Regions from separate parts of the Mus musculus genome. Here region 2 is linked to region 1. Evidence: chromatin contacts called from ENCODE Hi-C or POLR2A ChIA-PET data. All regions are on one chromosome and are shown on one strand. The core of a region is the stretch at or near the end of the contact, and the rest is flanking DNA. Distances in the headings are between cores, read along the strand shown.

Region 1 (3,116 bases), core at 167-2,666:
ATCTTCTGCTACATATGCAGCTAGAGACATGAGCTCTGGGGGTACTAGTTAGTTCATATTGTTGTTCCACCTATAGGGTTGCAGACCCTTTCAGCTCCTTGGGTACTTTCTCTAGCTCCTCCATCGGGGGTCCTGTGTTCCATCCTATAGCTGACTAATGATCATCCACAAAACCCCTTTTCCATCAATGCTCAGAACAGCACTATTCTTAATAGCCAAGAGGTGGAAACAACTCACATTGTCTACTGACTGGGAGACATTAAACAGAATGTAACATGTCCACAGGTCGGAGCATTAGTTTCCATCAGAGAATAAGGCACTGACATGACACAAGACTTAGAGAACATCATGAGAAGTGGGAGGAGCCAGCAGAGGGACCACAAATTCTGTGGATGCATTTACAGGAAGTGTCCAGGATAAGCAAATCTGCAGAGACATGGTAGATTAGTGGCTGCCTGTCAGCTAGGGGTGGGGACAATGGACTGAGAAGTGATGGTTAGAAAATTCTTTATCTAGTGATTTAAGGATTTTTAACTTGTACTACAGTAATTACTATAGTAATAGCTGCTCAGTACTCTGACTGCATCTCTAAAAATAGTAATACTGAACTGTGGGCTTTAAATGGGTGATTTGTACAGTATACAAAATATATCTCAATAGAGTTGCTTTGTAAGTAAAAATAAACTGTGTTTTCCAAGGAAAGAATCCCTTCCCAGAGCTCATGCTGCCCTCCCCTTCGGGGCCATCCCTGTACCTAGGGACGCTAGAGGGTGTAGAGCTTCGGGGCCAGCAGGCTGGTGCAGTAGGAACTGTCAGCAGACATTCACGGGAGGGAAAGCTGGGGGTACAGAACAGTACCTACAGGACATGGAGCCTCTGTGCTGGTCATACTCAGACCAGACTGCACTAAGTCCACAGATTTGATTCCCCTGAAAACACTGTAAACTTCTTGCCATTGTCTTATTTAAACTCAACAGCTTATTGAAACCTTGAATGGTAACAAATTAAGCTAGAGAAGAAAATCACATCTGTAATTCCAGTACTCACAGGATTGGGAGTTCAAGGACAGCCTTAGCTACACAAAGTTCAAGACCAGTATGAACTATGTGAGACCCTGTCCTCGCCACAAAATTTAAAATGAGAATGACAAATCAAAACGTCCACTTTGGACTTTGTCCTGGGGGCATGCTCTGAGCAGTCACTTGACCCTAAGGAGGAAGTCCCTGGCAGCTGGATGCTGCAATCAAGTCCTGGTCACCTGACTCCCAGGACCCCCAGCTCCCACACTGCAGTATAGAAGCCTCAGCTCTACTCCTCGAGCCTTGCTAGCAAGCAGAAGTGGTCGAACTTGCTGTCTGAATTCCAGAGGTGCATCAGGAAAAGCTGACAGGGCTGCCTTAGCAGTGTTAACAAGTGCAGGCAGGAGCAGCCAGCCAAGGCCAGTCACAGTGGCTTCTAGGATGATATGCCAAAGACAACACATACAAAAACAAACACAAAACAGAAGAAAAAACAAAACAAAACCAAAAAACCAAAAACTTCACATGAACAATCAAATCCTTGGTTTGAAAACTCCATCTCAAGACAGATCTTTATTCACCACCGAAAAGCAAAGTTAAATAAAACTGAAGGAAAACCAATCTTGCCAGGGGAGGTGGCACATGCCTGGAACTCCAGTATCTGTGAGGCTAGGGCACAGGCTGCCAAGTAGCACTACAGAGCCAGACCCATCTCAAAGAGGAGAAATTAAAAATAATCACATCTGTCAACTGGACACTACCTGCTTCTGCCGTTGCCATAAAACCCTGAAGAAAGGGAGACTAGTCCCATAAAGTCCTACAGAACCCACAACTCCCTATTCAAATAAGTTACAAGTGGGCAGAAGGACAACTATCTTAACTCAAACACAACAGTACTGGGGAAGAAAGCAAGCTCTTTCTTGGGGATGGGAGAGCAGAGCCACCAAGACCAGGGAGAAACACTGCCACCAAGTGGTGACAGGCTCTCCAGTCACCCGAGGTTGCCTGGTCTTGATGTGGCAGCAATCCCAGTTTTGGAGAACTCACATGAGTCTGGCCTGTGAGAGGACAGCCTGGGTACTTAAGAATCTCCCCAGAAGACCAGGGATAAAGTCCATATGGTTGAGTACTTGCCCCGCAGGCATGCAGCCCTTAGTCCAACCTCCGCACTAAACAACACACAACACAAAAGCCAGAAAGACAAGCTACCAGCACCAAAAACCACCACCACCAAAAATCAGGCACGGGGGCACACCTGTGGCACCCCGGCACTCAGAAGTGGAGGGAGATTCGAGAGTTCAAGGGCAGCATCAGCTATACAGTGAGCTCAGGGGCAGCCTGGCTGACCCAGTCTCAACAATGAAGTCCCCGTGCCCAGTGAAAGACAAGCACTCCTGATCAAGAGAAAATGCAGAGATGGAGACGGCGTTTGCATTATTTCACTTATGTTAGCCATTAAAATCTCCCCGAGGTAAATCAATTTTTGAAAACAAATCAGCCACTAAGTGCTTCCCACCTTTTGCACAGTAACACAGAAGTCACACCGAAGATCCCTTACGCGCTTTAGTCTGGCCTTAAACGTTTACTTCTTGGTTCATGTGCTATCTAACCTAAAGTTCTTCAGGGTTTAGGCCGACCCAGCTGTACTCATAAGCCAAAACAAAACAAAACAAAACTCTCAGCCTTGGCTTTACTGGACTATATACTCACATAAAGGGCTTCAAGTCAATAAATCACTCTTATTTATGCCAAAAAGAGTTTCCTTCCCCTTTTCAAAACATGTCAAAATCTGAAGGCATCTATTGTTGGTAAAATGCACACTGTGATATGAAATACTTAAATGAAAAGAACTAAATGAAGGCTAAAACTGTTCCCTGGCACAAACAGAACAAAAAGATTCTCTCTGTTCCAAGTGGAGAGCTGCCTAAAAATTATTTCATAATGACAAAGAGTTCTCCTTCATATGGTACGCTGAGAAAAGAAACTAAAGGGCACGCAGCACAGACTAGCTAGTTAAGAGCTGGTTTCCAGCATCCTCTGCTGTCCTGACAATGAGGAGAGAGCCCTCGACAAGGAAAGCAGACTTGTGTAGACAGT
Region 2 (3,116 bases), core at 279-2,778, 78 kb before region 1:
CTCCCCCCTCTCTTTCTTTCTTTCTTTCTTTCTTTCTTTCTTTCTTTCTTTCTTTCTTTCTTTCAAGACAAGATCTCTCCGTAGTCTGGGCTGTCCTGGAGCACTCTATGTAGACCAAAGTGACCTTGAACTCACAGAGATCTGCTTACCTCTGCCTCCTGAGTTCTGGGATTAGAGGTTGGCACCATTACACTCACCTAGCTCATTTTGTTTTTAACATGTGCTCTAGGGGACCAAATTCCTGTCCTCACACTTATACAGCAAGCAGGTTGCCAACAGAGCCATCTCCCCAGACCTGACGCAGGTGCAGTTGGAAACCCTCTCTGAGGATGTATCCTGTGAGCACAGATGGAATAAAAGGAGTAGCTTGTAGTTTATACTACCATGAAGATGACCATGAATCACACTCCTGTGAATAAATCTTTGTGTATGCTTCTGATGGGTTCTTTGAATCTATTTCTGGTGCGGAGTTAATGAGTCAGAAGAGCAAATGTTTTAAGGGTCTCGCTTGAAACAATGTGCTGAAGCCTCTCCTGTTATTGAGCCTTCTCTTTAGAGCTAAAAAGAAGCAATTATCAAAGACCTAGATTTCAAGGCATTTTAAGTATGTACTTAACCTTTTGTCATGTTAAAGATTTCAGGGGCATTTATACCAGTCTCTCTGAGCCTGGCTGTGGCCACGATCCTATGCAGTCCTTTCATCCTCTAGTTCCACACCCCTCCATGCCATTCTTTATGCTAGAGCTGGGTTAGGTCATGGAATTTTAGTGTGAGAAACGACCCAGATGATAACAAGTCCACCCCATTTGCTAGTTGGGAAAACTGAGACCCAGAGATACTCCTGAACTGCTCAAAGCCTCATGGTAAGTTCTTCCTGGTCTATAAAGGCTCACTCTCCTGGTTTCTGCTTCTGCAACAGAGTCAGTGGTAAGTGAAACATCCATGTGGTGTCTCATGGTGTACAAACGGCAGGCAGAAGTTTAGAGCCAATGTCACAGATACAGCTTGCCAGATTCACCTGTCCTGCAGGTGGCGGTGAACATTAATGTCACTAGATAGTAGATGTGGTCATAGGACAGTGATGGGTAATGTGACATTCAAATGTTAGTGATGACCACTGGTGACAGAGCAAGAGACGTCCCCACATCAGATATGGGTCCCCGTGGGAAAGGTCACTGGTAAGGCCACCATGGCCTTGGGACCTGTGGGCCTGAACAGAAGACCTCAATGGAAAGAGGCTGGTTTTTAGCCCATAAGAATCCCTGCAGCTGGGGAAGGAGTCACATAAGGCCACCCTGAGGCACAGAGACTCTTCAGCCCAAGTCAGGGGATAGACAGAGAAAGCTGCCCGGCTGGAGGCCTCTGACAGGGTCAGCTTTCATGGGCTGCCAGGTCTCTCCAGGGAGGCCAGCTGCCCAGCCCAAAAGGCTTGGGCCACCCTGACACGTGAGAGAAGACTCTTGTTCTGTCACCGCTCTCCTCGCTGGGCTGCGTTCCAGGCATGCAGGGGAATGGCGCCCAGCAAGGGGAGGAGGTGAGCTGAGAGAGGGGAGGAGGAGGAGCAAGCTTCCCAGGGCAGACTTCCAGGAGGAGGGAGTCAATGCCAAGAGAGAAAAGAGAAGATTTAAGGTTAACTCCGGTTCGGTGTTTAACTATTACTTTAGACTTGAAAAGCTAAAATCTGAAAGAAGGCTTTTTTTTTCCAATTCAAAGGCTTTTTTTTTTTTAATTGCCTCAACCCAACCCAGAAGTTGTAAGCCTGACTTAGTCATTGAGGGGGACAGCAGAGTTCTCCCTGTTGTAGATAACACTTAAAATGACATCAGGAGACTGTTATGTTTCTCATTGCTCTGATAGACTCCCTAACAAAAGAAACCTAAGAAGAAAAGTTCATTGGTAGGGAAGCATGCGATCTGTTGTGGCAGGAAAGGCAAGGCAGGAGACCGTGGTCAAGAAGCAGAGAGATGGAAGCTGGTGCTCAGCCTCCCCCACCCCACCCCACCTCACCCCCACTTTGCCTTTTCAGTCCAGGACCCTAAGAGATGGTGCTTCCCACATTTAGGGCTATTTTCTTCTCAGTTAGCCCTTTGGGGAACACAGTCACAGAGTGGCTCCTATGTAATTCTGAATCCGGCCAAGGTGAGAATGAAGATTACCATAACAGAGACCCACAAAACTCAGGTTTCTGCCCCTATTGCTTTCATGGGGGTAAATTTGTAATAGTTAAGTGATGATAGATAGATAGATAGATAGATAGATAGATAGATAGATAGATAGACAGACTGATGGAAGACAGATAGACATGCCTCCTGCCAACTGCCCCTGCCTCATGTTTTTCTGATGCTGCGGTTACACATGAGGTTGACTTGAGCTGCTTTCTGGCTGTCTTTTTTACACACAGTAGAGTTTCAAAACTAACCCTTTTCTGCGAACTGGTCTCTCACTCTACTTTCGTGCACTAAGCTACGAGCCAAAGTAATGTTTAGACTCCTCTTCCAAGTTTCAGCTGAATGTTGCATTTCTTAAAAGTTTTTTTTTCTTTTTCCTAAAATCTTTTCTTCTTTTAGAGCCCCAGCAACTTGCATGACCAAGGTCAGTGTCACTCGGAAGGCAAGCTTAACTCACAACTGCATCCACCAACTTGTGTCTGTAAGCCATAGAGCTCCATGTTCTCTCAAGCCCTCCAGGGCCTTCCCCAGTCGTCCACTCCTCAGTCATCCATTCGGTCGCTGTTGGGCAGCCTGCCCTTCCTTTACAATTATTCTTCAGAGTTCTGGAGTGCACATCAGGAAGCTGACTGACAGTCACTGCTCTCACCCCACCCAGGATCGTGCGGATGTAGAGTTACCTCAAGCAGGATGATCCTGGCCTTGTATTCAGGATACACCAGAACAGGAGTGCTGTGGCTTGAGTGTTCTCCCTGAAAGTCATGCCAAAACTTAATTCCCGTTGTGTGGTGTTACGAGAGCAGAAACCTAATACGACAGCCTTTGGAGGGTGGGACATTTGGAAGCTAAGGTTAAATGAGATCAAGTGATGGAGCCCTCATCCAGTAGAACTGTGGCATTATGGCACAGGACAGACCTGAGCACACATGTTTACATTCAGTCCTTTTC

What was found. Hi-C counts contacts between places; a loop is a spot of excess contacts on that map. ChIA-PET counts read pairs that join two places held with the same protein, here RNA polymerase II (POLR2A).
Region 2: a map of left cerebral cortex shows a loop between it and region 1 (3-fold over the local background). The contact joins two enhancer-like sites. A Hi-C loop is called at or near these places in 9 of 37 maps with a recorded cell type or tissue (gastrocnemius, heart and left cerebral cortex). POLR2A ChIA-PET finds 5 or more read pairs at or near these places in 1 of 5 experiments (Patski).

What each region holds. Positions count from the first base shown.
Region 1 is chr5:64,288,316-64,291,431 of GRCm38, reverse strand. The region is part of intron 14 of Tbc1d1 (TBC1 domain family, member 1); the gene reads right to left. Among named protein-coding and RNA genes, the nearest start is that of Gm38634, 33 kb to the right of the region's middle. Within about 2 kb of position 1,416, at least 1 of the 3 ENCODE cell types and tissues checked has a DNase peak (open chromatin) inside an H3K27ac peak, as active enhancers do; it is heart, where a contact is called at or near this core.
Region 2 is chr5:64,365,988-64,369,103 of GRCm38, reverse strand. No RefSeq gene overlaps it. Among named protein-coding and RNA genes, the nearest start is that of Gm43837, 10 kb to the left of the region's middle. Within about 2 kb of position 1,528, at least 1 of the 3 ENCODE cell types and tissues checked has a DNase peak (open chromatin) inside an H3K27ac peak, as active enhancers do; it is heart, where a contact is called at or near this core.